Linked DNA regions of Homo sapiens: all the other regions are linked to region 1. A link is an interaction called in ENCODE POLR2A ChIA-PET data of the cell type or tissue named here. Cell type or tissue: Caco-2. All regions are shown on one strand. Region 1 holds the start of MSH5 (mutS homolog 5). Region 2 overlaps SNHG32 (small nucleolar RNA host gene 32). Region 3 holds the start of VARS1 (valyl-tRNA synthetase 1). Region 4 holds the start of HSPA1L (heat shock protein family A (Hsp70) member 1 like). Region 5 has its middle 5.6 kb from the start of HSPA1B. Region 6 holds the start of NEU1 (neuraminidase 1). Region 7 holds the start of HSPA1B (heat shock protein family A (Hsp70) member 1B).

Region 1 (4,000 bases):
AGAAAAGAAAAAGAAAGTAGAGTTAGGGATGGGAAGGGAGATGACGAAGTCTTTTGCGAAGGAAACATAAAGCCGAGGCAAGGGGCTTTGTTGCAGGGAGGGGTCTGTTCCTGTAGCTTGGTCAGCTTTGTGCTTCCACTTATGTTTCCTATTGGGGCCCCTTCCTGTGCCCTTTGTCCTCGTCTCACTGACAGGTTGCCTTGGAGATGGGGCAGAGGGGTGGGATTATCATGGCCCGATCCTGAAGTATGTGTATAGGGGGTGGGGTAGGGGTGTTGTTAGCTGGTCCTGTCATGGGGATAAAGAAAGATCAGACAGAATAGTGGGAGTAGAGTCCTTGGGGACACCTAAATAAATAAGCAGGGAGGACATAGGAGGAGCAGCTCTCTCTCCAGTAACCTTGATTTCTATTAAACCTTTATGACCTGCTGAAAAAATAAACCCAGAATTCCAGCCTCCATATCCTGAATTTCTCTCCTGTCCAACCATCCCTTCTCTATCCTCCTCATCACCCTCTGTCCAACAAAAGACCTACAGTTCCAGAAAACCATGGTGGAGTGCAAGAACACAGAACTAAAACAGAGCTTGAAACTTAAAGAAAGGGAGAGACTTGGGGGAGGAGTGGGGTGGAGTGACGTGATGTGCTGCTGGAAACCAGCAGTTGGTGGTTTCCTCTTGTGCTTCCTCTTCTGTGGGTTTTCTCCTGCTTGTGGGAGGGCCTTTTTCTCTCCTCCCGACAGAAAGGCTATCTTTGGTGTTCGTTCCCTTGAACTGTAACATCCTGTAAGGGTATGATTCCATGCCTCTGTGTGGGTGTGAATTCCCTCATGGTGACCCTCAAAATCTGCACACAGGACCCCTTCCCATTGAGGGGAGGGGATCAAAACAACTCTACTTCTCAGGGTCCTCTCCTGTTCCAACTGGTCTGTGTCCAAGAGAAGCCTTAGGTAAATGGGGCCAGCTTGAAGATCAAACAGGTTTGGCAGCCTCTCCCGGCCTCTCTTTTCTCTCCTACAGCTTTATAGCTACAGCTGCCTTGATATCAATATTGACTTTGGCTGGCTGGCATGACTACCCACAGGGTATCGTGCCTTAATTTACCAGGTGACAGGCAACGCTGCCCTCTCCTGGAACCATCCAGCAGAGCCAGGGCTGTACCCCCAAATCCTGCAACAGAGGTTTCCCTCCATCTCACCTCCCTGTCCCTGCATTTCTCCTATCTCAGTAGCTCCTCTTTCCCTCTCTGGGCTTCTCTTTCCACTCCCTCCCCTTCCTGGGCTTGGTAAACTAGTCCCTAATCTCTTCACACCCCAGATTGGAAGGTGGGTCCCTCCCTGACACTCCCCAGAGCTGTCACCAACCTCCTCCAAGTTTCTATAGCTCCATTGCTCAACAGATTTGCCAGGGGTAACCATTAACCCAGCCCTTAACTCTGTTCCCCCACCTTTCTTGCTGGAGGGGATTTTCCAATTACTGGTTAGCACAGCTAGGTCATCTCACCCCCACCATCTTTCCTAACTTCTTGGGTTGGGGGGCTGGGGAGGAATCTCCCCATCTCAGGGTACTAGGAACAAAGCTGGGGAGGATGGTGCATTTAAAGGGATTATATATATATATATATATATTTTTTTTCTTTCTCCCTCATAACCCCACCCCCGCAACACACACACACACACACACACACACACACACACACACAGACGCACAAATAAGCTTTATGGAGCAGTGACTTCATTATGTTCACCGCTTTGAGTCCAACCCCTGGCCCAAAATAGGCACTAAATAGTTGCCGAATGCATGAATGATAGATACCTCTCTGTCTTCAGGGGTGTGTAGAAGTGCGAAGGGGTATGGGCATGTCCCAGTAGGGGTGTGAGTGTTCTGATCAGAACTACTTCTCTCTGCCAGAATTTGATGTAATTCGAATGCTTCCACCTCTGCTTGAAGGGTTTAAATAATAAATTAGGCCCTGTCGTGCCATTATGGGGGTGGTCATACCCTGTACCCAGGAAACAGGCACGGTAGGGCTGAGACAGAAGTCCTGCTTGTTTCCGCTTATTTATTTGAAACACCGCTCATTTAGGTCTTACTTTGTTTGCCAGGCACTGTTCTAAGCTCTGTATAAATATTAACTCAGAGGGTACAAATATTAACTTAAGAGTTGTTGCAGGAAAAAAAATAAGCGCCTCTGGCTCTTTAAGTTTGGCCTCCCCCTCAAAACCCCCGCAACGGTCCCAAACCCCTTCCAGGGACTGGGACTACGGACCCTGGTCCGACCTTCTCGCGGGCTTCCCACTGCGCCAATCAAATCCCAGAAACAGTGAGTGCTAGAGGCCCGGCTGCTAAGCAACGGCAGAGGGCGGGAAGTTTGAACGTTCTGGACCCGCCCCGAAGGCAAATAGGCCAATCAGCGTCCAGACTCTTCAGCTACGGCAGTCCGCTTCTCCTCCTCGCCCTGTCGGATCTCTAGGCTGGATCCGGGCCTCTCCAATCAACAGCGGTTAGGAGGGCGGGGCGCGTGCGCGCGCACCTCGCTCACGCGCCGGCGCGCTCCTTTTGCAGGCTCGTGGCGGTCGGTCAGCGGGGCGTTCTCCCACCTGTAGCGACTCAGGTTACTGAAAAGGCGGGAAAACGCTGCGATGGCGGCAGCTGGGGGAGGAGGAAGATAAGCGCGTGAGGCTGGGGTCCTGGCGCGTGGTTGGCAGAGGCAGAGACATAAGACGTGCACGACTCGCCCCACAGGGCCCTCAGACCCCTTCCTTCCAAAGGGTAACCTCCGCGTGACAGGAATGAGGGTGGGGCGCGTGGAGTTTCCCACAATCTGTACTTTAGTTAAATACCCGAGAATTCACCTCCTGTGTCCACAGCTCTCCACGCCCCTCAGCCCTGCCCCGCAGCCCTGTAGCAGAAGTACTTAGTGCTTTGCATTCTGCGCGCCACCCTACCCCGGCCTCCTCTGTGAATCGTTGCTTCCGAACCGCCCTCACTTTTTGCATCCGCAGAGCCTCCAAGCTCATGGCCTCCTTAGGAGCGAACCCAAGGAGGACACCGCAGGGACCGAGACCTGGGGCGGCCTCCTCCGGCTTCCCCAGCCCGGCCCCAGTGCCGGGCCCCAGGGAGGCCGAGGAGGAGGAAGTCGAGGAGGAGGAGGAGCTGGCCGAGGTCTCTGAGGGGAGTAGAAACTTGAATGGAGAGTTGATGGGAAGTTAGAATAAAAGAGGGTTGGGAGCCGGGCGCGGTGGCTCACACCTGTAATCTTAGCACTTTGGGAGACTGAGGCGGGCGGATCACCTGAGCTCAGGAGTTGGAGACCAGCCTGGGCAACATGGCGAAACCCCGTCTCTACTAAAAATATAAAAATTAGCCGAGCGTGGTGGCACGTGCCTGTTATCCCAGCTACTGGGAAGGCTGAGGCAGGAGAATCACTGTAACTCGGGAGGCGGAGGTTGCAATGAGCTGAGATTGCTCCACTGCACTTCAGCCTGGGCGACAGAGCAAGACTCCGTCTCAAAGAAAGAAAGAAAAAAAAAACAGGGTTGGGAAGAGCTGGGCAAGTCTCTTACCTCCTGAGTGGCTGTTTCACATTCACTAAATGGGGGTGATGATGCCTATCTCAGAGATTTGAGAAAATGATTAAATTATATAAGACATGGTAAACCCTACACTTATGAGTGATTCTAATAGTGATTTCCTTTCTTCCTTGCTGGACAGATCCATCTGTGTGTGCTGTGGAATTCAGGATACTTGGGCATTGCCTACTATGATACTAGTGACTCCACTATCCACTTCATGCCAGATGCCCCAGACCACGAGAGCCTCAAGCTTCTCCAGAGAGGTGGGGATGGAACCATGAATTCCTCTGCTCTCTGGGATTGCAGATGTGTTACACACACACACACACACACACACACACACACACACACACACACACATATTTTTTTTTTCTAGACAGAGTCTTGCTCTGTTACCCAGGCTCAAGTGCAGTGGCGCAATCTTGGCT
Region 2 (4,000 bases), 100 kb after region 1:
TTATTATTTTTCAGGAATTTGCTGACACAATATCTTCCGCCTGGTGCTGGGCATATCCTAAGAACTTACAACTTTCCTGTATTATCCTGTGTGAGCAGCTGTCACCTTATTGGGGGAAAAATGCCTGAAAATTAGGGGGCACTTCAAGTAGATAGCTTCTATTTCCTATATTTGTCTTATATACAAGTATTTGCTTTTATCAAAATAATTCCAATAAAGCATTTTAAAGTAAAGAAGACGTGGTTTGGTCTCAGAACAATGGTACAAAAAGATTAAGGGGGCTGGGCGCAAGTTGCTCATGCCTATAATCCCAGCACTTTGGGAGGCCGAGGTGGGTGGATCACAAGGTCAGGAGATTGAGATTATCCTGGCCAACATGGTGAAACCCTGTCTCTACTAAAACAAAAAAAGGACAAAAATTAGCTGGGTGTGGTGATACATACCTGTAATCCCAACTACTCGGGAGGCTGAGGCAGGAGAATGGCTTTGAACCAGGGAGTCCAAGGTTGCAGTGAGCCGAGATCGTGCCACTGCACTTCCAGCCTGGCGACAGGCTCCGTCTTAAAAAAAAAGAAAGATGAAGCCCCGTGAGCTAGTTAATGCTGAGTTAGGCTTAACTCTTAAGCCTAATATTAGAGATTCTTGGTTGGGTGACATAGTATTATGTATAATACACTAGACTTTTGACAATCATTTGAGATGGTTTTTCTGGCAGGGGAGGAGGTGGAGTTTCGCCCTTGTTGCCCATGCTGGAGTGCAATGGCAAAATCTCGCCTCACTGCAACCTCTGCATCTTGAGTTCAAGTGATTCTCCTGCCTCACAGCCTCCTGAGTAGCTGGGATTACAGGCGCCTGGCACCTCCCCTAGCTATTTTTTGTACTTTTAGTAGAGACAAGGTTTCACCATGTTGGCCAGGCTGGTCTCGAACTCCTGACCTCAGGTGATCCACCCACCTCAAGCCATCCGCCTGCCTCAGCCTCCCAAAGTGTTGGGATTACAGGTGTGAGCCACTGTGCCTGGCCGAATTTGAGTTTTTTTTAATGATTGTAAAGTGTCCACGGCTACCCAATTAGCCATCTTTTTTTTTTTGAGACAGTTGCACCTTGTCACCTGGGCTGGAATATAGTGGCGCAGTTTGGGTTCACTGCAGCCTCTCCCCGGGTTCAAGTGATTTTCGTGCCTCAGCGTTCCCAGTAGCTGGGGCTACAGCTGCACACCTTATTTTTGTATTTTTTGAAGAGATAGGGGTTTCACCATATTGGCCAGGGTGGTTTCGAACTCCTGACCTCAAATGATGTGCCTGGCCAGAACATTACCAATAACTTTGAAACAAACCTGTCTGATTCAATTTCTCTTTTTCTTCTTCCTACTTGGAGAATTAACTGGGTATATCATCCTCTGGCTTTTCTTAATAGTTTTACTGAGTGCATTGCTAAACAATATCATTTTAATTTTGCGTATCTTTTGAACTTTGTAAAAATGGAATGATTCACCAGACACGAGACAACATTTTTCTTTTTTGGGGGGATGGAGTCTTGCACTGTCGCCCAGGCTAGAGTGCAGTGGCGTGATCTCGACTCATACTGCAATCTCTGCCTCCCAGGTTCACCCCATTATTCTGCCTGGGCCTCCCAAATCACTGGGACTACAGGTGCCCGCCACCATGCCCCGCTAATTTTTTGTATTTCTAGTAGAGATGGGGGTTTCACCATGTTGGCCAGGCTGGTCTCGAACTCCCGACCTTGTGATTTGCCCACCTTGGACTCCCAAAGTGCTGGCATTACAAACAGCCACCATGCTGGCCCATTTTTCATTTTTCAAAAAGAATAAATCTTCATGTGTTCTACTGCAACTTTCTGCTTTTCTGGGGGGCGGGGGGGACAGAGTCTTGCTCTGTCGCCAGGCTGGAGTGCAGTGGCGCGATAGCTCACTGCAACCTCCACCTCCCAGGTTCAAGCGATTTCTCCTCCCTCAGCCTCCCGAGTAGCTGGGACCACAGGCGCGCACCACTATGCCCAGCTAATTTTTGTATTTTTACTAGAGACGGGGTTTCACCACATTGGCCAGGGTGGTCTCCAACTCCTAGCCTCACCGTCCGCCCGCCTCGGCCTCCTGAAATGCTGGGATTACAGGCGTGAGCCACCACGCCTGACATTTACTTATTTCATTTATCTTTGAGATGGAGTCTCGCTCTGTCGCCCAGGCAGCATGTAGTGGCGCGATCTCGGCTCACTGCAAGCTCTGCCTCCCAGGTTCAAGCCATTCTCCTGCCTCAGCCTCCGGAGTAGCTGGGACTACAGGTGCCCGGCTAATTTTTTTGTATTTTTAGTAGAGACGGGTTTCATTGTGTTAGCCAGGATGGTCTTGGATCTCCTGACCTCGTGATCCGCCCGCCTTGGCCTCCCAAAGTGCAGGGATTACAGGCGTGAGCCATCGCGCCCAGCCTTTTTTGTTTTTTGAGACATAGTTTTGCTCTTGTTCCCCAGGCTGGAGTGCAGTGGCACTATCTTGGCTCACCACAACCTCTGCCTCCTGGGTTCAAGCGATTCTCCTGCCTTATCCTGCCAAGTAGCTGGGATTATATGCCACCACGCCCGGCTAATTTTGTATTTTTATTAGAGATGGGGTTTCTCCATGTTGGTCGGGCTGGTCTCCCGAACTTAGGTGATCCGCCAGCCTCAGCCTCTGAAAGTGAAAGTGCTGTGATTCTAGGCCAGAGCCACCACACCTGGCCTGCAACTTTTGTTGTTGTTCATGTATTTTCCTGTAGTTCATTTGGAGTCCACCCTTCCATACACATTTGTGGACATAAAAAACTTCAGGGCCTGGCATGGTGGCTCATGCCCGTAATCGCAGCTGAGGCGGACAGATCACCTGAGGTCAGGGGTTAGGGACCAGCCTGGCCAACATGGTGAAACCCCATCTCTACTAAAAAAAATATAAAAAAGGGCCAGGCTCACGCCTGTAATCCCAGCACTTTAGGAGGCCGAGGCGGGCAGATCACGAGGTCAGGAGATCAAGACCATCCTGTCTAACACGGTGAAACCCCGTCTCTACTAAAAATACAAAAATCAGCCGGGCGTGGTGGCGGGCGCCTGTAGTCCCAGCTCCTCGGGAGGCTGAGGCAGGAGAATGGCGTGAACCCGGGAGGTGGAGCTTGCAGTGAGTCAAGATCCCGCCACTGCACTCCAGCCTGCGCGACAGAGTGAGACTCCATCTCAATTAGGGCCAGGCATGGTGGCTCACGCCTGTAATCCCAGCACTTTGGGAGGCCGAGGCAGGTGGATCACCTAAGGTCAGGAGTTCGAGACCAGCCTGGCCAACATGGCAAAACCCTGTCTCTACTAAAAATACAAAAATAAATTAGCCAGGTGTGGTGGCACACGCCTGTAATCCCAGCGACTCGGGAGGCTGACGCAGGAGAATCACTTGAACCTGGCAGGCGGAGGTTGCAGTGAGCTGAGATCATGCCATTATGCTCTAGCCTGGGCAACAAGAATGAAACTACATCTCAAAATACATACATACATACATACAGTTAACCGAGCATGGTGGCATGCGCCTGTAAGCCCAGCTACTTGGGAGGCTGAGGCATGAGAATCGCTTGAACCTGAGAGGTGGAGGTTGCAGTGAACCAAGATGGCACCACTGCACTCCAGCCTGGGTGACAGAGTGAGACTGTTTCAAAAAGATTCAGGAGCCAGACTGAACACTTACTGCTAGGTTAACTTTGGCTAAGTTCCTCAGTGATTCCCATAACAATTTCCTTGTTTGTAAATAGATAACAGAGTTCCTACCCACCCTCTTTTTTTTTTTTTTCTTCAGTAGTAGAGATAGGGTTTCACCATGTTGGCCAGGCTGGTCTCAAACTCCTGACTCCAGGTGATTCACCCACCTCCCAAAGTGTTGGGATTACAGGTGTGAGCCACTGCACCGGGCCTACCCTCTCTTTTTTTTGAGACAGGGTGTCACTGTTGCCCAGGCTCGAGTACAGTGGCA
Region 3 (4,000 bases), 56 kb after region 1:
TCTCTACTAAAAATACAAAAAATTAGCCGGACAAGGTGGTGGGCGCCTGTAATCCCAGCTACTCAGAAGGCTGAGGCAGGAGAATCGCTTGAGCAGTGAGCTGAGATCGCACCATCGCACCGTGGCACTCCAGCCTGGGCAACAGAAGGAGATTCTGTCTCAAAAAAAAAAAAAAAAAAGAAAAGAAAAGAAATAAAAGAGGGGAACAAACAGGGAATTCCAGAAGAGAGGGACTCTATTTTATTTGTTTGTTTGGACAGACATTCTGAATGCAAGGACTCTATTGTAGATAGGGTGATCACAATATGAGGGAGCAAGTCAGGGTCTGCCACATTCATTCATCCATTCAAGAAATACTAATTTTCCATCATGTGCTCAATACCATGCAAGGAGGCAGAGTTGAAAGTACACCAAGGCACAGGTCTCCTTTGGAAGGACTGATAGTTACAATCTGGCAGGGTTATCTCTCCTCTCACTTACCTTCCTCATTTCATTTCTCTTTTATCTCCTCCCAGCAATTGTCATCTCTCCCTCACCCAGTCTTTTCCTACAATTCAAATAACTTCTATCCTCATCAATTTCAGACTCATCAAACTTTTACTAAGAGACTTTAAAAGTGCCTGGCACTAAACTATGTGCTCTGCGCACATCTTTTAATCCTATTAACTCAGTGAGGCAAGCATTACATCAACTTGCCTGCGTGTTCATAGACATAGGAAGACCAAGACACAGCGGGTCTATGAAACGTGCCCAGGGTTACCATACCAGTTGGCAATCTGGGATTTGATCACTCTTTTCCCACATCTGATGTACTACCTTCTTGTCTCATTGTCCATTCCAGTCCTCGCTTCCCTCCTCTGAATTTCTCCCCTCCCCCTCTTCTGTACAACCCCCTCACCTGGGGGTCCTGGGCCGAGCTTCGGAGTCCCAGGGCCGGCAGCGTTGCTCCACAGGCAGCTGGTATTAACTCCGTGTCGGCGTAACTGACCCACTGTTGGACAAGGACAGCCGCCCGGCTGCCCCCTGGGCCCCCCAGGCCTGCTGGCCACAGCAGCTGGGCCACAGCCGTGGCCCCCCACACCCAGAGCCCACCGGGCCCCTGCTCCAGGGCCGGCAGGCGGGGTGGGGGAAAGGGAGTCCTGCTAGTCGGGGGTGGCTGGAGACAGATGCGGGGGTGGGCTCCTCCCCATCCGGGACCCTCCCCAGCCTCCCCATAGCGAGCGGCTATGAGGGCTCGGAGGCTGGGGAAGGCATCTGGGTGAGGGGAGACGTAGAGGGTGGACATAGTTATGAGAAGGTCCGAACGAAGTGGAAAAACCTAAGGAGAAAGAGAGACAGGGGAAGACTGCGGGATCGAGGTGGGTCCTATGTTTGAGTAGAGAGGGGACCCTCACGGGAGCTCCTTCGCCGCAGACACCCGAGTCCCATAGGACTGAGGGTCTGACCAGGCAGGCTGTCAGGAGCCGAGGACCTGGCTCTCAGAGGGGCAGTGTCAGTGGGGAGTTCCTGGGGAAGAGGAACTATCCACCATCGCGGGGCTTCGGGGAGTGTGGAAGGCTCTCAGGAGCGGGTCGGCGTCTGGTTGGATGCGGGTTCGAGCCGCGTGTACGTACTGGAGGGAGATGGTCAGACTGGGCCGGGAATCCACCTCACAGCCAGGCGCCGGCCGCGGCTGGACCGGCCGAGCGGCCCGGGCGGAGGAGTCGAGCGGGCAGAGACGGTGGGCGGCTCTCCAGGTGACCCTAGTTCCCTAAGATCGCCGCCCCGGCAGCCGGCGCCCACGTGTTCCCCCCTTTGTGACAGGGAGCGTTTCCGGGCCTGCGGGTCCTGGCGGGGGCGGCCGTGCCCCGCCTGCGAGTGCGCGCCCGCCGTGTCCGACACTGCCCCGGGGGCCGCGCGGCTCGCCGCCCGCCGGTCTCACGAGGAACAGCGCGGGGCGCGGGGCGCTGGGCGCGGACGCAGGACGAGAGGACACCCCTGAGCACGACGCTCCCGTCAGGCGCCGCCACGGGCACCTTGTGCGGGTCCTCGGCCGGGTGGCGAGGGCGGCGCCCAGCGGGCAGCTAGGGAACTGGCCCAAGAGGGTCGGCCGGCCCTGCCGGTGGAGGGCGTTCCCCACCCGGTAGCGGGGAGGTGCCCAGCAGGGAGCCGCCTGATGAGGACCGAAGGGGAGGTCCATTTGCCGAGGCCCTGGCGTCCAGCTTCCTCTTTGAGCCTCATCTCCTCATGTATGAAAAAAGGGTGACGGCCGGGCGCAGTGGCTCACGCCTATAATCCCAGCACTTTGGGAGGCCGAGGTGGGCGGATCACCTGAGGTCAGAAGTTCAAGACTAGCCTGGCCAAGGTGGTGAAAGCCCGTCTCACGCCTGTAATCCCAGCACTCTGGGAGGCCAGGGCGGGTGGATCACCAGGTCAGGAGTTCAAGACCAGCCAGGCCAAGATGGTGAAACCCCGTCTCTACTAAAAATACAAAAATTAGCCAGGTGTGGTGGCAGGCGCCTGTAATCCCAGCTACCCCGGAGCCTGAGGCAGGGAATTGCTTGAACCCTGGAGGTTGAGGTTGCAGTGAACTGAGATCGTGCCACTGCACTCCAGCCTGGCGACAGAGCTGCAGTATTTGTAAAAATACAAAAATTAGCCAGGCGTGGTGGCACACACCTGTAAGCCCAGCTACTTGGGAAGCTGAGGCAAGAAGATCACTTGAACCTGGGAGGCGGAGATTGCAGAGCTAAGATCACACCACTGCAGTCCAGCCTGGGTGACAAAGTGAGACTCCATCTCAAAAAAAAAAAAAAAAAAAAAAAATTAGCCGGGCATGGTGGTGGGCATCTGTAATCCCAGCTACTCAGGAGCTGTGGCAGGAGAATCGCTTGAACCGGGAGGCGGAGGTTGCAGTGAGCCAGACCAAGCCAGTGCACTCCACCCTGGGCAACAGAGTGAGACTCCCGTCTCAAAAACAAAAAGGAGGGTCACACTAGATGGTCTCTAAGGGTCCCTTAAGGCTGAGAAGTCTCATCTGTATCATGAACTCATATTTGCTGAATGAGTGAATGAAGTTTAGTAATTCCCAGTCACAACTTTTCTCTAAAATATAAATTACATCACTTGTATTTATCTTCTATACATATTCAGAAAACATGAACTGATTTGGTTGGATTGGTGAAGTCTGGTAGCATGAAATGTATCTTATGACACTATCACATTAATGGAAGGACAGCAAGCACTCCAGTTGCAGGTATGGTATAAGCAAAAGGCCACAGGGAGAACATACAGGTAGGGACATGTTGGGGAAACATGGTGTAGAGCAACTGTATTATATGCTTTATACCAAGGAGAGTAGTGGGAAGCTGAGTTGGATTCTTGGCTGGGTTAACGCAGAGTAACAGGGGCTTGGATGAATTCGACATCCTTTTCCATGTCCCAGCCCCCTGCCCAACACATAGTAACAGAACCAAAACACAAATTTGCATCATAAATTTTATTCCCGATGCGGGACAGATTCCTTCCATCCCCAAATGAATCACATGCTGCCCTGGAAAGACCTAGGAAACTCTCCTACCATCTCCAGAGAAGTAGTGAGAAAGGCAGGTGCTGGGGACTGGGAAGGCTTTGAAGTTTCCCAGCCTACTTATCCTCCCCTTCTCAAGAGAGGATAGCTGTTCCCTATTACTCCTCTCATCCACTCATCCCTTAAAAAAAACCCACAAAACCATCATTAGTAAAAAAACAAAACCCCTTCAAGTATTGGGGGTTAGGGGTTCTGGGCTGGGACTTGGGGTTATGGGTCACCAATGAAAGAGGGAGGGGAAGAGGAGGAGGAGCCATCACTGTTTCTGCTGCAGGGCTTCCTTCCTTGCCGCATCCTGTAGCAACTGTGTGTCGACCTCATCTGCTGGCAGCTGCACGTATCGGACCACTGAGCCCCGAATGAAGCAGTTCTTCACTGATAACTAGACAAAGATGGACAAATATGAAAACACCCTTAAAAATGTCCTCTAAC
Region 4 (4,000 bases), 76 kb after region 1:
AATTTTTTATTTTTTTGTAGAGACCAGGTCTCCCTGTTGCCCAAGCTAGTTTCTCACTCCTGAGCTCAAGGAAACCTCCTCCCACCTCCAAGTCACCAAGTGTTAGGATTATAGGCTTGAGCCAAGGCGCCCGACCTCTTTTTTCTATCTCTATGAATTTGACTACTCTTGTAACTTCATATAAGTGGAATTATACAGTATTTATCCTTTTGTGACTTTGCTTATGTCACTTAGCTTATGTGCACAGGTTTCATCCATGTTGTAACATGTCACAATTTCCTTCCTAAGGCTGAGTAATATTCATATTTATATACCACTGTTTTTGATTTTGTTTTGAGACAGAGTCTCACTCTGTTACCCAGGCTGGAGTGCAGTGGCATGATCTTGGCTCACTGCAACCTCCACCTCCTGGGTTCAAGCTAATTCTCCAGCCTCAGCCTCCCGAGGAGCTGGGACTACAGGCGTGCACTGCCACGCCCAGATAATTTTTGTATTTTTAGTAAAAACAGAGTTTCACCATGTTGACCAGGATGGTCTCAAACTCCTAACCTTAAGTGATCCGCCCGCCTCGGTCTCCCTAAGTTCTGGGATGGCAGGCATGAGCCACCACCGCACCCGGCCTATATACATTTTGCTTATCTATCTCTCGATGGATACAGATTACAGAATTTACAGAATAATGTTGCTATGAGCAAGCCTATACAAATACATGGAGACGCTACTGTCATGGCAGACTGCTTTTTGGACAGGGTAGACAAAAGTATTCTCAGCTACTCAAAGAAGTTGGGAAGCAAGTAGCTGTATATTGTTTTCAATTTCCCAAGTGACCTAATTCTACTGTCCTGTTCCTATATATTTTACTGTGGGATTCTGTCTCTTTATGACCCAAGAGTAGTGTACATTCTGGTCTCTTCAAGAGACATCAGCCTCCACACTTGAGTTCTGCTGCCTTCCTGGGATAATATTCTCTATTAGGGGTTCACCGGCAGTAAATTCCAGTCAGGCTGAAGATGACTGCTAGAAAACCACAAGCCTTCCAGTTTTCTCAAACGACATGGCACTCCAGACAGTATCTGTATCCTTCTCCTAAATAAAACTCCTGTTTTCTGGAGCCAATAACTGATCAATAAAGGGTTTAAGGGCGGGGGGCGGTGGCTCACGCCTGTAATCCCAGCACTTTGAGAGGCCGAGGCGGGCGGATCACGGGGTCAGGAGAACGAGACCATCCTGGCTACCATCCTGGCTAACACGGTGAAACCTCGTCTCTACTAAAAAATAGAAAAAATTAGCTGGGCGTGGTGGCGGGCGCCAGTAGTTCCAGCTACTCGGATGGCTGAGGCAGGAGAATAGCTTGAACCCGGGAGGTGGAGCAATTAGCCGGGCGCGGTGGCGGGCGCCTGCAGTCCCTGCTACTCGGAAGGCTGAGGCAGGAGAATGGCCTGAACTCGGGAGGCAGAGCTTGCAGTGAGCCAAGATCGTGCCACTGCACTCCACCCTGGGCGACAGAGCGAGACTCCGTCTCAAAAAAAAAAAAAAAATTAAAAATAAATAAATAAAAATAAAATAAAGGGTTTAGTGTCTATCCCTCTCCACACCGCAGATTCCTAGGCCGCACTCCCTTTCCCCCGCTTCCCAGTTACCCCGCCTCCCCCTTACCCCGCCTTCCCCGCCTCCCCATTTCCCCGACAGGCCGCACTCCCTTCCCCCGCCTCCCCCATTCTGGCTGCTCCGACCAATCAATCTGAAGCCATCTTAGCTTTCCCCAAGTGCTCCTCCTACCCGGATCAGCCAACGCCCACATACCTCAGGCTTAAACCAACTAGGGAACTTTCCAGTACTTTCCCAAACAAGGACCTACTGAGCCTTTCAGGTTCACAATCAATCAGATCCCTACTGGCTCACCTAGTCTCCCGACGCCTTCGCTTCAGTTTGGAAACGTCCAGATTACGCAGCCCCAGCGAGTAGGTGGGGGCTCCCTCAATATCAAACTGCACAACCGGGGTCCCCCCACCCCCCACCCCGTCCCTCCCTGCAAATTTGAGACGGCTCCAACTCAGTAATCTTTTTCCAAACTGGCCCATGAGGTCAGAGACAGTATCTCCATTGTAACGTGGCCGGGCGGTGTCAACACAAACGCCCCCACCCTCCCCTGGACGCGCGTAACCCGCTCCCCGCACCAGCCCCCTGCCCACAACTGCGCAGGCCCAGCAAGCCCCCACAATTAAAAGCCCAGCGCCGACCCTTCCTGTCAATTAGGCGCTGAAGCGCAGGCGGTCAGCATCGCCATGGAGACCAACACCCTTCCCACCGCCACTCCCCCTTCCTCTCAGGGTCCCTGTCCCCTCCAGTGAATCCCAGAAGACTCTGGAGAGTTCTGAGCAGGGGGCGGCACTCTGGCCTCTGATTGGTCCAAGGAAGGCTGGGGGGCAGGACGGGAGGCGAAAACCCTGGAATATTCCCGACCTGGCAGCCTCATCGAGCTCGGTGATTGGCTCAGAAGGGAAAAGGCGGGTCTCCGTGACGACTTATAAAAGCCCAGGGGCAAGCGGTCCGGATAACGGCTAGCCTGAGGAGCTGCTGCGACAGTCCACTACCTTTTTCGAGAGTGACTCCCGTTGTCCCAAGGCTTCCCAGAGCGAACCTGTGCGGCTGCAGGCACCGGCGCGTCGAGTTTCCGGCGTCCGGAAGGACCGAGCTCTTCTCGCGGATCCAGTGTTCCGTTTCCAGCCCCCAATCTCAGAGCGGAGCCGACAGAGAGCAGGGAACCGGCATGGCCAAAGCCGCGGCGATCGGCATCGACCTGGGCACCACCTACTCCTGCGTGGGGGTGTTCCAACACGGCAAGGTGGAGATCATCGCCAACGACCAGGGCAACCGCACCACCCCCAGCTACGTGGCCTTCACGGACACCGAGCGGCTCATCGGGGATGCGGCCAAGAACCAGGTGGCGCTGAACCCGCAGAACACCGTGTTTGACGCGAAGCGGCTGATTGGCCGCAAGTTCGGCGACCCGGTGGTGCAGTCGGACATGAAGCACTGGCCTTTCCAGGTGATCAACGACGGAGACAAGCCCAAGGTGCAGGTGAGCTACAAGGGGGAGACCAAGGCATTCTACCCCGAGGAGATCTCGTCCATGGTGCTGACCAAGATGAAGGAGATCGCCGAGGCGTACCTGGGCTACCCGGTGACCAACGCGGTGATCACCGTGCCGGCCTACTTCAACGACTCGCAGCGCCAGGCCACCAAGGATGCGGGTGTGATCGCGGGGCTCAACGTGCTGCGGATCATCAACGAGCCCACGGCCGCCGCCATCGCCTACGGCCTGGACAGAACGGGCAAGGGGGAGCGCAACGTGCTCATCTTTGACCTGGGCGGGGGCACCTTCGACGTGTCCATCCTGACGATCGACGACGGCATCTTCGAGGTGAAGGCCACGGCCGGGGACACCCACCTGGGTGGGGAGGACTTTGACAACAGGCTGGTGAACCACTTCGTGGAGGAGTTCAAGAGAAAACACAAGAAGGACATCAGCCAGAACAAGCGAGCCGTGAGGCGGCTGCGCACCGCCTGCGAGAGGGCCAAGAGGACCCTGTCGTCCAGCACCCAGGCCAGCCTGGAGATCGACTCCCTGTTTGAGGGCATCGACTTCTACACGTCCATCACCAGGGCGAGGTTCGAGGAGCTGTGCTCCGACCTGTTCCGAAGCACCCTGGAGCCCGTGGAGAAGGCTCTGCGCGACGCCAAGCTGGACAAGGCCCAGATTCACGACCTGGTCCTGGTCGGGGGCTCCACCCGCATCCCCAAGGTGCAGAAGCTGCTGCAGGACTTCTTCAACGGGCGCGACCTGAACAAGAGCATCAACCCCGACGAGGCTGTGGCCTACGGGGCGGCGGTGCAGGCGGCCATCCTGATGGGGGACAAGTCCGAGAACGTGCAGGACCTGCTGCTGCTGGACGTGGCTCCCCTGTCGCTGGGGCTGGAGACGGCCGGAGGCGTGATG
Region 5 (4,000 bases), 83 kb after region 1:
CTCTCCCCTTCAGAGCTGCAGTAGCATTTGTGACTCTGATCTGCAGACCCTGTAGTGACTCTAAACCAGGAGCAACTACCACTACTGTGGCATGGAGTGGGGAAAAAGGTAATTGGAAAAGGGTGGAGATGGGGAAGGACCTACCAAATGCCTTTGTTGACACAGTAGAGAAGTCATCAGACATAACATTGAATGGAGGCAATAAGAGAGTTCCTATGGCCCTATCAAGCTTATTAGTAGGTGTTTTAACAAGAAATATGTAAAAATTATTACTTGTCGGCCGGGCGTGGTGGCTCATGCCTGTAATCCCAGCACTCTGGGAGGCCGAGGCGGGTGGCTCACTAGGTCAGGAGTTCAAGACAAGCCTGGCCAAGATGGTGAAACCCCACCTCTACTAAAAATACAAAAATTAGCTAGGCGTGGTGGTGGGCGCCTGTAATCCCAGCTACTCAGGAGGCTGAGGCAGGAGACTCACTTGAACCCGGGAGGTGGAGGTTGCAGTGAGCCGAGATCGTGCCACTGCACTGCAGCCTGGGCGACAGAGCAAGACTCCGTCTCCAAAAAAAAAAAAAAAAAAAAAATTGTTTGCCTGCATACCCTAGCACAGAGTACTGTACCTTGAAATATTCACTTTGTAACCTCAAGAAAAGACGTTGAGGGAGCTGTGGAATTAGCAAAGAGAATGCAGTGCCACCCATAAACGGAGTGATGTTTTGAGGAGCAGAGGAACTTTGAGGGAGGAAAGTGCAACAGGAAAAATAACTGCAGGTGTGGAAAAACAAATATAAATATCTTCTCAATTCCAATCACCTCCTACCTTCCTATACCAGGCCTCAGAAGGCAGCAGGCTATGATAATAAATTTGATTTTATATGGCTTTGAACCCAGGATTTTATTTTATAACATATACACTTACTGTTATTCCTGGTCTTCAAGAGTTCTTGTCATCCTCAAAAAGACAAAAAAGGTACCAAAACAAAAAATTAACTACAGTATTTTATAGATGTGAGAGAAGTGGGCAGAAATAATACGGCTTTAGGCTAAAAAAGGAAATGAGGTTATTTCTTGGGGGAGCCAATATTGGCGATTTCTGAGGGAGCGATCCTTACGTGAATATAAAAAATTGTGACAGCCACCATTCCTCCTGCTAACTGATCTAAATCCATCCCCTTGGGAAACGCCCCTGAGGTATCTATCAGGTGTAGTTCAGCCAGAGGGAGTAAACCCACCGGGCCCTCGTCCTTTCCTAGCACCACCATTTAAAGGGATGTTTGAGGGGTAGGGCAGCGGAGCATTCCAGACACGGAGTTAAACCCGCCCCACCCCGCTGGCCCACGTCCAGCCCGATCAAGAATTGGAGGAGAGAGGAGCAGGGCGTGGTGGCGCGGGCCTGGAGTCCCAGCTACCCGGGAGGCTGGGGCGGGAGGATCGCTTGAGGCTGCAGTGAGCCGTGATTGCGCCACTGCACTCCAGTCTGGGCGACAAAGCGAGACCCTGCCTCAAAAAAAAGTGAAAAAAAAAAAAATTAGAAGGGAGGGCACCAGAGGAGGGCTGGAGCAGGTTCACAGGCTGGGACTACGGAGGAGCCCAGCAACCGAGAATCACTCCTGAGGGTCTAATTTTCTTACTCTCCTGATGCCTCACGGGGCGAGGGACTAGAACGGGGCGCTGAGCTGGCTGTAGGCAAAAGCCAACCGACTCCATCCCCTACTCTCCCATCAGTCGCGCGTCCCCGCGCAGACGGGTGCGCGCTGGCCGTGGGCGGTGGGGACCTTCTCTTCTCGCCTCTGGCCACCCAATGCATCTGATTTAGTTGTATGAAAGTTACAAAATTCTCCAATATTTTCGTCTTGTAAATCACCTAGTATGAGAGAAACTCGAAAGGTCCTTTCTTTCCTCCTTTAATCCCTTTTTGGAAAAAAAAAAACATCAGAAAACGCAGGAGTCGGATAGGCAGCCCCGAAGCCAGCCCCGCCCTCAGGCCCCAGCGGCCCCGCCTTTTCTCCCCCCGCCCCCCCCCCGCACTCCCCACCTTTCCTCCCCTTTGGCTGAGGCTTTTTCCCCCGTCGCTGGCTCTGCCCGAAGTTTCTAGAGTTTTCTGACCTTCAAGGCGAGAACTGCTGTGTCATTCTTAGGGACACTCCCCAACAAACTGCGCCACCCGAGTCTCTCCCTCCTCTCGCCAGCCGGCCCTAAAACATCAAGGTTAGTCAGGACTCTATATTTAACGTCCGGAAGATTCTGTGAACTATATGCCAACCTTGCCCTAGTAACGGGGCTCCCCCCTCCTTTCCCCTCTTTCTGCTTGAGCAATCTGTTCTATCGGAAAGGAGAGGCAGGGCTGGGAGAGCTGGAAGGTGGGGAAGGCAAGAGCTTGTAGGGGCCATGGTCTTGAGTCCGAAGAGCAGAGCAGCAGCCAGGACGGGAGTCCCTGGCTGATCACATACCCGTGGTGCCCTTAATGCTCGCAGAGGCCAACACTGTATTCATTTGTTTTCCTCTTTAGAGAATAAAACAATTAGGTCTAACCACAAAATTAAAAGCAAACAAAACCCAGTTAGGTTGATGAGCCAATGTGGGAAGGAGTACAAAATGAGTGTCAGAACCCGTGGGTCCAATCACCGGTTCTGTAACCTGTCATCTGGGTAACCAGATCAAGCCACTGAACTTCTTTGATCCTTGGTGCTGTCTTTGAAAATGAAAAGGTTTGACTGAATGGCCTGTGCCCGCAGATCTTAGGACAGTTTTTACATTAAGCTGAAAGCAGCTGTAGTCCTAATAATGGTCCCCAACTTTTAAACACCTAAATAAGAATGACTACGAGTCATATCCGAGAGTATGGGATCCCCAATAAAAGGAGGGAGAAGATCATATTCTCTTTGATCATGTAGGGAAAAAAAATTTTTTTATTCGAGACAGGATCTCTGTCTCCCAGGCTGGAATGCAGTGGCGTGATCATAGCTCACTGCAGCCTTGACCTCTTGTGCTCAAGCGATCCTCCTGCCTCAGCCTCCCAAGTAGCTGGGACTACAGGCACCTGCCACCACGCCCAGCTAACTTGTAAAGTTTTTAGTAGAGATGGTGTCCCACTATGTTGCCCAGGCTGATCTTGGACTTCTGAGTTCAAGTGCCTGCCTTGGCTTCCTAAAGCACTGGGATTACCGACCTGAGTCACCACACGCAGTTCAGTTATTGTTAATTATGTTTTAGAGATGAACACGTCGAAACTTGTGTTATTTAGTCAATGTACAAGTACTTCCTTGTTGAAAAGAAAAACAGCCTCACCAAAGAAGTAGAGCGCAGATGCAAATCCAGGATTTTCCCTTCCCAGATTTTTTCTTTCCATGCTGCTAGAAATGGCCAGGGTTCTCTTTGTCATTGAAGCATTTGTCATTCATTCAGTTAAGAATGCCTGCCTCTAGATTTCATATCAATTAACTCTTTTGCTTTCATTTAAGTTCATTTGGATAAACTTAAAATTATAACAGCTTTTTTTTTTAATTTATTATTTTTTTGAGACAGAGTCTTGCTCTGTCACCCAGACTGGAGTGTAGTGGTGCGATCTCAGCTCACTGCAACCTCCACCTCCCAGGTTCAAGTGATTCTCCTGCCTCAGCTCCTGAGTAGCTGGGATTACAGATGTGCACCACCACGTCCGGCTAATTTTTGTGTTTTTAGGAGAGAAGGGGTTTTGCCATGTTTGCCGGGCTGGTCTTGAACTCCTGATCTCAGGTGATCCACCCATCTCGGCCTCCCAAAGTGCTGGGATTACATGCATGAGCCATCGCGCCCGGCCTATACCATCTTTTAAAATGAACAAAATTAAGAAAACTACTGTTTGAGGAACTATAAAAAGGAGAGGGAGAAGGAAGGAAAAGACCCTGCAGCGTCAGCCTGAAGAAGGCTGTCTTACCCCACACTGCTGTAGCAATTATGTTCTTGGCACTCCCTCTTCAGTTCTCTTGTCCCTTTGAAAGCATCTAACCTGGCTTTCACTTTG
Region 6 (4,000 bases), 120 kb after region 1:
ACACCCTGTTTGAATTAAGAAGCTCTCCCAGGGTGTACAGCTGGACATGTGCACCAGGGGCCCAGCCACAGGGTGCATGAGAGCTTAAACCCAACCTGTGCTCACTCGCCAAGCTGTGCACCCTGGCACAGGCTTGTGTCTGTCCAAAGAGGCAGTGCCTTTTTCTACTTTGCATGAGGGTATTGCATGGACTAACGCAGTCCTGTTGACAATGCCAAATGGGAAGCCAATGGCAGAGTTCCCTCTTCTCCTGATAATGTGTTCCTACCAGGATGCCCTGTCTTTCAAGGAATCCCACCCAAGCCAGAAAATCTGACTTCAGAGAATCTTCCCCTTGGAAAGGAGTCCATTTGGGGGTATCCCTCAGACTCTCCACAAGGCAGCCCCCTCCACCTATCTCCTAGGACAGAGACCTGAATACCAGAGCCCGGTCCAGGGGCAAACACTTCAGTGCCAATATCCAGGGAGAGATTCCGGGGTGTGCTCCAGGAAACACCATCATCCTTGCTCCATACCAACATGGTAGAGGCCACCTGGCAGCCGGCCTTGTGAGCACAAAGGGAGTAGAAAAGAAATACTACTCCTGTCTCAACATCGCTCACTACTGCCCCAAGGTTCAGCCCATCGGGGACATCCCCATCATTGACAATGAACGCTGTAGGAGACCATGTGCTGCCTGAAAAAAATTGGAGGAAGAAACCCAGAGTGAGCACTCTGCAGGTACCCTTTCTACCACTTCCCGTTAATTTCCCACCTTCTGCTAGGGACCTCAGGCCTTCCGATGGTCCCAGGGTGCAATCCAACACTTGCACTATCTATACCTCTTGTCCTGTTTTATTTTTCTCCATTGCATTTATCACCTTGCAACAGACAAAAAAGTTTACTTGTTTATTATGCTTGTCTGTCTCCTTCCAGTACAATTTAAATCCTGAGGGCAGAGATTTTTGATCTGTTTTGTTCGTGGCTATATTCATGAAACCTAAAATAGTGCCTGGTATAGGTATATAGTACCCAATAAATGTTTGCTAAGTGAATGTCCAACTCCTTGGTGATCCCAATTTCCAGATCACTGTCCTAGACACTTGCCCTTCTCGGGTTCCCTCTACCCCTCAGGGACTCAGGCAACCAACCCTCTAAGTTCCCCTATCCTCAGGGCCCTTGGGCTCATTGGGCTGCCCACCCATCCAACCTAGCACCGGCTCTTTCACCCAGACATCTTTATACCCTGGTCCATGGACCTCCGCAGGGCGATGAACTTGGCCCCCTCATCGGATGAGGACATTTTCCTCGCCTCAGCAAAGGCGAGAAGAGTGCCCCGCGGAGTGGCTGTGATGAGCGGGATGCGGAAGGTGTCCACTGAGCCGATCTGTCTCCCGCTCACCCACAGCAGTTGCTCCATGGTCACCAGCGGCTGCACCTGTCATGGGAGGAGGAAGGGTCAACAAAGACAAACTTGTCTTGGGGGTTTTAGGAACCCACGTTCCGATGGGAGAGGGAGGATCTAATGGGGATCCCGAGTAGGGGATGGGGTCCCAGAACAAGAAAGAGGAACACGAAGGGGAGTTTGGAGCGAAGCTGGAGGCTCGGAGCAGGGGAGGGTCTACGAAAGGAGAAGGCGCCTTCAGGGAGGGAAGGGGACCCCAAAAGAGGAAGGGGCTCGAATGAGGAGAAGGACGGGGACCCGGAGAGGGAGAGGGGCTGGGAGCGGTAGGAGGAAACGGGGTCTGGGAGAAAGAAAAGGGTCCTGTCGCGGAAAGTCGGCTCAGCCGCCCGCGTTCCGGGGGACACTAGGTGTCGATCACCTGCGCGGGTCGGGGATGGGGCTATGCAAAGGGTGACTCACCAGACCGAAGTCGTTCTCAGCCTTGGACCAGGAGGCTGCCAGAGACAGCAGCAGGAAGATCGCGGCAAACACCCAAACCCTACAGCCTCCCCAGAAGCCCAGAATCCGCGGCCCCCAGCGTCTGTCCGGGAGCGCCGTGCTGGGTCGCTCCCCAGTCATCTCTCCCCGCAGCTGCCGCGACCCTGGCAGCTAGACTCCACAGAGTCGGGAGTCAGCTGACCCGGACCCTTTAAAGCGCAGATGTCACCCTTAAGCCCGCCCCGGTCTGGAGGCCCCGCCGCGCTTCCCGGACTCTAATTGGTCTTCAAGTAGCTCATCTCCTCCCACGTGATCACGCAGCATCTCGAAGCTTGCCCTTCCGATTGGCCCTCTTGGAGGCCCTCTTGGAGGCCCGGAGCGCGTGACCCGAACGGGAAGCGGACTGGCTGGGGTGAAGAAGGGACTGGCACCATCCTTATTGGGCTTTTTGATTGGCCGCGGCACCAGGACACGTCACAGGGGCGGGGCCGATTTTAAAGAGCCGGGCGCGGAAAAAAAAAGGCCGCCTGTCGTCGTGGAGAGAATGAGTCACAGATTTACTGAGTTAACAAAATATCTTTAATAAAATCTTTTTGTTTGTTTGTTTTGTTTTGGAGACAGAGTCTGTCACCCAGGTTGGAGTGCAGTGGCGCGATCTCGGCTCACTGCAACCTCTGCCTCCCGGGTTCAAGCGATTCTCCTGCCTCAGCCTCCCGAGTAGCTGGGATGACAGGTGCATGCCACCACTCTCGGCTAATTTTTGTATTTTTAATAGAGACGGAGGTTTCACCATGTTGGCCAGGCTGGTCTCGAACTCCTGACTCAGGTGATCCGCCCGCCTCAGCCTCTCAAAGTGTTGGATTACAGGCGTGAGCCACGGCGCCTGGCCTAAAACCTTTTTTTACCACAAAATGGAGACCTGTAAGGCGAAGTGAGGTTGGATGGCTGGACGGTGGGGGTGGGGTGCAGTCCTGGATCAGGGCCGGAGCTGTCACTTCTTCCTCTTCTTGTTGTCCGGGGGCGCCTCGTTCTTCTTGCCCAGAATCTTTAGAAGGCTCTTGGACATGTAGTAGGGCCGGTCCAGGGAGCCGTTGTTCCGCTCCAGGTCTTCCACTGAGCCGCAACAGAGACCGGTTAGAGCGGACCCTGGGGCCAGGAAATCGGGGACTGGGAGGCAAGCTGCCTGCGGGATTTGGAATCCAAGCTGCACCACCACCCTTACCCCCGGGCAGGTTATGTAATCTCAGTTTCCTCCTGTGAAGTGGGGTCGGGAATATTATGTTGCATAGAGCGATGATAAGAATTAGCGGAAAAAATGCATGTCAGTCGCTTAGGAGGAGACTGGCAAACCCTGAATGGATGCATGCTGTAGAGTAAGAAAATCCCCTGCCGCTACAGCCACCTGCTGGGAAGTCTCTCTAATGGCTCTTTTTTTTTTTTAATCTTTTTTCTTTGTTTTGAGACGGAGTCTTGCTGTCGCCCAAGCTGAAGTGCAGTAGCGCAATCTCGGCTCGCTGCAACCTCCGCCTCCTGAGTTCAAGCGATTCTCCTGCTTCAGCCTCCCAAGTGGCTGGGATTACAGGCGCCCGCCACCGCGCCCAGCTAATTTTTTGTATTTTTAGTAGAGAGGGGTTTCACCATGTGGGCCAGGCTGGTCTCGAACTCCTGACCTCAGGGTGATCTGCCCACCTCGGTCCCCCAAAGTGCTGGCATGACAGGCGTGAGCCACCATGCCTGGCCTCTAATGGCTAACTTCTACCCGAGATTTCTTAGGGAAGATAGCAGAGACCTCTCCATCAGAATGCTCCTTCTTTGGAGAGCCTACCGGCCTGGGGGCTCACTCTCTTCCTTCTTCCCTAAACGCCTGGCCTCAGGATGTCACAAGAAGCTCCCTCTGGTTCGTTTAGCTCACAAAGGCATTGTTTCTAGAAGCACCAAATCTCCAAAAAAAAAAAAAAATGCTTGAACGGCTCAGTACTTTAAGGTTGGGGACAGGTGGCTGGGGGTGTCACTCACGGAAGCAGAGGAAGAGCGTGTCCACACACATGCCGAAAACGCTGAAGAAGCCGCTGGCGATGACATAGGCCCCCAGGATGGAGGTCTGGAAGACATGACCCGTTGGGGTTATTGGGTTCCTCT
Region 7 (4,000 bases), 88 kb after region 1:
GTATTTAAAACAGGAGGAAGGAGAATCCGCAGGAAGTTGGAATCTAGGATAAAAACTTAGACACATTCAGCCTGGCCAACATGGCGAAACCCTGTCTCTATTAAAAATACAAAAATTAGCCCGGCGTGGTGGCACATCCTGTAATTCCAGCTATTGGGGAGGCTGAGGCAGCAGAATTGTTTGAACCCCAGGGGCAGAGGTTGCAATGAGCAGAGATCTCACCACTGCACTCCAGCCTGGGCGACAGAGTGAGACTCAGTCTCAAAACAAACAAACAAAAACAACAGGCCGGGAATGGTGGCTCACGCCTGTAATCCCAGCACTTTGGGAGCCCGAGGTGGGCGGATCACGAGGTCAGGAGTTCGAGACCAGCCTGACCAACATGGGCGGATCACGAGGTCAGGAGTTCGAGACCAGCCTGACCAACATGGGGAAACCCTGTCTCTACTAAAAATACAAAAATTAGCCAGGCGTGGTGGCGCACGCCTGTAATCCTAGCTACTCAGGAGGCTGAGGTAGGAGAATTGCTTAAACCCGGGAGGCGGAGGTTGCAGTGAGCCGAGATCACGCCACTGCACTCCAGCTTGGGCGACAGAGCGAGACTGTCTCAAAACGAAAACAACAAACTTAAGACACATAACCTGAGGTGTTAAGAGGAGCTAGTAACTAGAACCTGGGTCCCAACCCCTCCTGCTTTCCAGCATCACTCCACACAGTTTGCTTAAAGAGGGCCACCTGCCAAACAGCTGTAGTATGTGATGTTAAAGAGAGCTAAACACCCCCCGCACCTCCCTCCCAGGGTCACCATCTTGTTAAATTTGACCTAAAAACGGTAACAGCCTAGGGGTTTCAGGGACAGACAGAAAATCTTACTCGGGACTGTGAGGTCCTACTTCTACACACCGTCCAGGAGTGAACCAGGAATTGAGAAAGTAGGAAGGAGGTGTCCCAGACCCCAAGCTAGGAATGGGGAGGGAAATGGAGGAATCCCAAATGCCTTAAGGACGGCCTACATACTAAGGAAAATTTTTTTCTAACTCCTGGTTGCAGCTGAGGGGAGCGGCTGAGGGCGGGGACAGGGGTGCGGCGGACCCACTGCTCCCATTACCCGACCAGCGCCTCCCTTCCTCCTTGGATGGGTGCCCCTGTCTTGCTAAGAACTGCCTGTTTACACAACTGCTTTCCTTGTGAAAATTTAAAGGCTCCTATTCCCAGTTGTTCTATCCTTGTAGGTTAAAGATTATGTCAAAAACTATATTGCATTATCTCTTTCCTTCTCCTTCCCATTAAGACGGAAAAAACATCCGGGAGAGCCGGTCCGTTTCTCAGGCAGACTAGGCCATTAGGTGCCTCGGAGAAAGGACCCAAGGCTGCTCCGTCCTTCACAGACACAGTCCAATCAGAGTTTCCCAGGCACATCGATGCACCGCCTCCTTCGAGAAACAAGGTAACTTTCGGGTTCTGGTTGTCTCCAAAGTCATCCGACCAATCTCGCACCGCCCAGAGCGGGCCCTTCCTGTCAATTACCTACTGAAGGGCAGGCGGCCAGCATCGCCATGGAGACCAACACCCTTCCCACCACCACTCCCCCTTTCTCTCAGGGCCCCTGTCCCCTCCAGTGAATCCCAGAAGACTCTGGAGAGTTCTGAGCAGAGGGCGGCACCCTGCCCTCTGATTGGTCCAAGGAAGGCTGGGGGGCAGGACGGGAGGCGAAACCCCTGGAATATTCCCGACCTGGCAGCCTCATCGAGCTTGGTGATTGGCTCAGAAGGGGAAAGGCGGGTCTCCACGACGACTTATAAAAGCCGAGGGGCGCGCGGTCCGGAAAACGGCCAGCCTGAGGAGCTGCTGCGAGGGTCCGCTTCGTCTTTCGAGAGTGACTCCCGCGGTCCCAAGGCTTTCCAGAGCGAACCTGTGCGGCTGCAGGCACCGGCGTGTTGAGTTTCCGGCGTTCCGAAGGACTGAGCTCTTGTCGCGGATCCCGTCCGCCGTTTCCAGCCCCCAGTCTCAGAGCGGAGCCCACAGAGCAGGGCACCGGCATGGCCAAAGCCGCGGCGATCGGCATCGACCTGGGCACCACCTACTCCTGCGTGGGGGTGTTCCAACACGGCAAGGTGGAGATCATCGCCAACGACCAGGGCAACCGCACCACCCCCAGCTACGTGGCCTTCACGGACACCGAGCGGCTCATCGGGGATGCGGCCAAGAACCAGGTGGCGCTGAACCCGCAGAACACCGTGTTTGACGCGAAGCGGCTGATTGGCCGCAAGTTCGGCGACCCGGTGGTGCAGTCGGACATGAAGCACTGGCCTTTCCAGGTGATCAACGACGGAGACAAGCCCAAGGTGCAGGTGAGCTACAAGGGGGAGACCAAGGCATTCTACCCCGAGGAGATCTCGTCCATGGTGCTGACCAAGATGAAGGAGATCGCCGAGGCGTACCTGGGCTACCCGGTGACCAACGCGGTGATCACCGTGCCGGCCTACTTCAACGACTCGCAGCGCCAGGCCACCAAGGATGCGGGTGTGATCGCGGGGCTCAACGTGCTGCGGATCATCAACGAGCCCACGGCCGCCGCCATCGCCTACGGCCTGGACAGAACGGGCAAGGGGGAGCGCAACGTGCTCATCTTTGACCTGGGCGGGGGCACCTTCGACGTGTCCATCCTGACGATCGACGACGGCATCTTCGAGGTGAAGGCCACGGCCGGGGACACCCACCTGGGTGGGGAGGACTTTGACAACAGGCTGGTGAACCACTTCGTGGAGGAGTTCAAGAGAAAACACAAGAAGGACATCAGCCAGAACAAGCGAGCCGTGAGGCGGCTGCGCACCGCCTGCGAGAGGGCCAAGAGGACCCTGTCGTCCAGCACCCAGGCCAGCCTGGAGATCGACTCCCTGTTTGAGGGCATCGACTTCTACACGTCCATCACCAGGGCGAGGTTCGAGGAGCTGTGCTCCGACCTGTTCCGAAGCACCCTGGAGCCCGTGGAGAAGGCTCTGCGCGACGCCAAGCTGGACAAGGCCCAGATTCACGACCTGGTCCTGGTCGGGGGCTCCACCCGCATCCCCAAGGTGCAGAAGCTGCTGCAGGACTTCTTCAACGGGCGCGACCTGAACAAGAGCATCAACCCCGACGAGGCTGTGGCCTACGGGGCGGCGGTGCAGGCGGCCATCCTGATGGGGGACAAGTCCGAGAACGTGCAGGACCTGCTGCTGCTGGACGTGGCTCCCCTGTCGCTGGGGCTGGAGACGGCCGGAGGCGTGATGACTGCCCTGATCAAGCGCAACTCCACCATCCCCACCAAGCAGACGCAGATCTTCACCACCTACTCCGACAACCAACCCGGGGTGCTGATCCAGGTGTACGAGGGCGAGAGGGCCATGACGAAAGACAACAATCTGTTGGGGCGCTTCGAGCTGAGCGGCATCCCTCCGGCCCCCAGGGGCGTGCCCCAGATCGAGGTGACCTTCGACATCGATGCCAACGGCATCCTGAACGTCACGGCCACGGACAAGAGCACCGGCAAGGCCAACAAGATCACCATCACCAACGACAAGGGCCGCCTGAGCAAGGAGGAGATCGAGCGCATGGTGCAGGAGGCGGAGAAGTACAAAGCGGAGGACGAGGTGCAGCGCGAGAGGGTGTCAGCCAAGAACGCCCTGGAGTCCTACGCCTTCAACATGAAGAGCGCCGTGGAGGATGAGGGGCTCAAGGGCAAGATCAGCGAGGCGGACAAGAAGAAGGTTCTGGACAAGTGTCAAGAGGTCATCTCGTGGCTGGACGCCAACACCTTGGCCGAGAAGGACGAGTTTGAGCACAAGAGGAAGGAGCTGGAGCAGGTGTGTAACCCCATCATCAGCGGACTGTACCAGGGTGCCGGTGGTCCCGGGCCTGGCGGCTTCGGGGCTCAGGGTCCCAAGGGAGGGTCTGGGTCAGGCCCTACCATTGAGGAGGTGGATTAGGGGCCTTTGTTCTTTAGTATGTTTGTCTTTGAGGT

Evidence for each region. Peaks named below come from ENCODE experiments on the same cell type or tissue, not always from the same donor. Only the 100,000 strongest peaks of a DNase experiment are listed, where the experiment ranks them.
Region 2: POLR2A ChIA-PET joins it to region 1 with 10 read pairs; 29 of 35 experiments call an interaction of 5 or more read pairs at or near these places.
Region 3: POLR2A ChIA-PET joins it to region 1 with 14 read pairs; 31 of 35 experiments call an interaction of 5 or more read pairs at or near these places.
Region 4: POLR2A ChIA-PET joins it to region 1 with 23 read pairs; 32 of 35 experiments call an interaction of 5 or more read pairs at or near these places.
Region 5: POLR2A ChIA-PET joins it to region 1 with 10 read pairs; 31 of 35 experiments call an interaction of 5 or more read pairs at or near these places.
Region 6: POLR2A ChIA-PET joins it to region 1 with 14 read pairs; 20 of 35 experiments call an interaction of 5 or more read pairs at or near these places.
Region 7: POLR2A ChIA-PET joins it to region 1 with 35 read pairs; 31 of 35 experiments call an interaction of 5 or more read pairs at or near these places.

The regions. Positions count from the first base shown.
Region 1 is chr6:31,737,452-31,741,451 of GRCh38, forward strand. It overlaps MSH5 (mutS homolog 5), which reads left to right and starts at 2,554. Exons shown (of 25, transcript NM_172166.4): 1 at 2,554-2,611; 2 at 3,003-3,162; 3 at 3,712-3,835. The coding sequence starts at 3,016. MSH5-SAPCD1 (MSH5-SAPCD1 readthrough (NMD candidate)) reads left to right here and starts at 2,497. Exons shown (of 29, transcript NR_037846.1): 1 at 2,497-2,611; 2 at 3,003-3,162; 3 at 3,712-3,835. RefSeq lists enhancers at 1-154, 1,996-2,626, 2,627-3,258 and a silencer at 3,038-3,256. In Caco-2, no CTCF peak of the experiment used is centred here; DNase peaks (open chromatin) are centred at 210, 990, 1,350, 2,390 and 1 weaker place; H3K4me3 peaks cover 2,654 bases.
Region 2 is chr6:31,839,529-31,843,528 of GRCh38, forward strand. SNHG32 (small nucleolar RNA host gene 32) reads left to right here. Exons shown (of 4, transcript NR_160953.1): 4 at 15-233. Among named protein-coding and RNA genes, the nearest start is that of SNORD52, 4.5 kb to the left of the region's middle. In Caco-2, no CTCF peak of the experiment used is centred here; a DNase peak (open chromatin) is centred at 2,103.
Region 3 is chr6:31,793,933-31,797,932 of GRCh38, forward strand. VARS1 (valyl-tRNA synthetase 1) reads right to left here and starts at 1,820. Exons shown (of 30, transcript NM_006295.3): 1 at 1,614-1,820; 2 at 899-1,318. The coding sequence starts at 1,285. LSM2 (LSM2 homolog, U6 small nuclear RNA and mRNA degradation associated) reads right to left here. Exons shown (of 5, transcript NM_021177.5): 5 at 3,464-3,950. The coding sequence ends at 3,825. RefSeq lists an enhancer at 1,418-2,272. In Caco-2, a CTCF peak has its summit at 2,052; DNase peaks (open chromatin) are centred at 1,779 and 2,129; H3K4me3 peaks cover 1,993 bases.
Region 4 is chr6:31,812,987-31,816,986 of GRCh38, forward strand. HSPA1L (heat shock protein family A (Hsp70) member 1 like) reads right to left here and starts at 2,297. Exons shown (of 2, transcript NM_005527.4): 1 at 1,903-2,297. HSPA1A (heat shock protein family A (Hsp70) member 1A) reads left to right here and starts at 2,557. Exons shown (of 1, transcript NM_005345.6): 1 at 2,557-4,000. The coding sequence starts at 2,771. RefSeq lists enhancers at 1,660-2,489, 3,196-3,765, 3,766-4,000. In Caco-2, no CTCF peak of the experiment used is centred here; DNase peaks (open chromatin) are centred at 1,385, 1,745 and 2,425; H3K4me3 peaks cover 1,897 bases.
Region 5 is chr6:31,820,097-31,824,096 of GRCh38, forward strand. No RefSeq gene overlaps it. Among named protein-coding and RNA genes, the nearest start is that of HSPA1B, 5.6 kb to the right of the region's middle. RefSeq lists an enhancer at 1,675-2,874. In Caco-2, no CTCF peak of the experiment used is centred here; DNase peaks (open chromatin) are centred at 1,324, 1,705 and 2,085; H3K4me3 peaks cover 2,031 bases.
Region 6 is chr6:31,860,775-31,864,774 of GRCh38, forward strand. It overlaps NEU1 (neuraminidase 1), which reads right to left and starts at 2,047. Exons shown (of 6, transcript NM_000434.4): 1 at 1,844-2,047; 2 at 1,225-1,417; 3 at 414-676. The coding sequence starts at 2,002. SLC44A4 (solute carrier family 44 member 4) reads right to left here. Exons shown (of 21, transcript NM_025257.3): 20 at 3,878-3,962; 21 at 2,418-2,974. The coding sequence ends at 2,853. RefSeq lists enhancers at 2,228-2,853, 2,854-3,477, 3,478-4,000. In Caco-2, a CTCF peak has its summit at 3,288 (motif pointing left); DNase peaks (open chromatin) are centred at 2,197 and 2,937; H3K4me3 peaks cover 2,774 bases.
Region 7 is chr6:31,825,912-31,829,911 of GRCh38, forward strand. It overlaps HSPA1B (heat shock protein family A (Hsp70) member 1B), which reads left to right and starts at 1,827. Exons shown (of 1, transcript NM_005346.6): 1 at 1,827-4,000. The coding sequence starts at 2,040. The coding sequence ends at 3,965. RefSeq lists enhancers at 755-1,566, 1,590-2,219, 2,220-2,848. In Caco-2, no CTCF peak of the experiment used is centred here; DNase peaks (open chromatin) are centred at 1,090 and 1,590; H3K4me3 peaks cover 1,798 bases.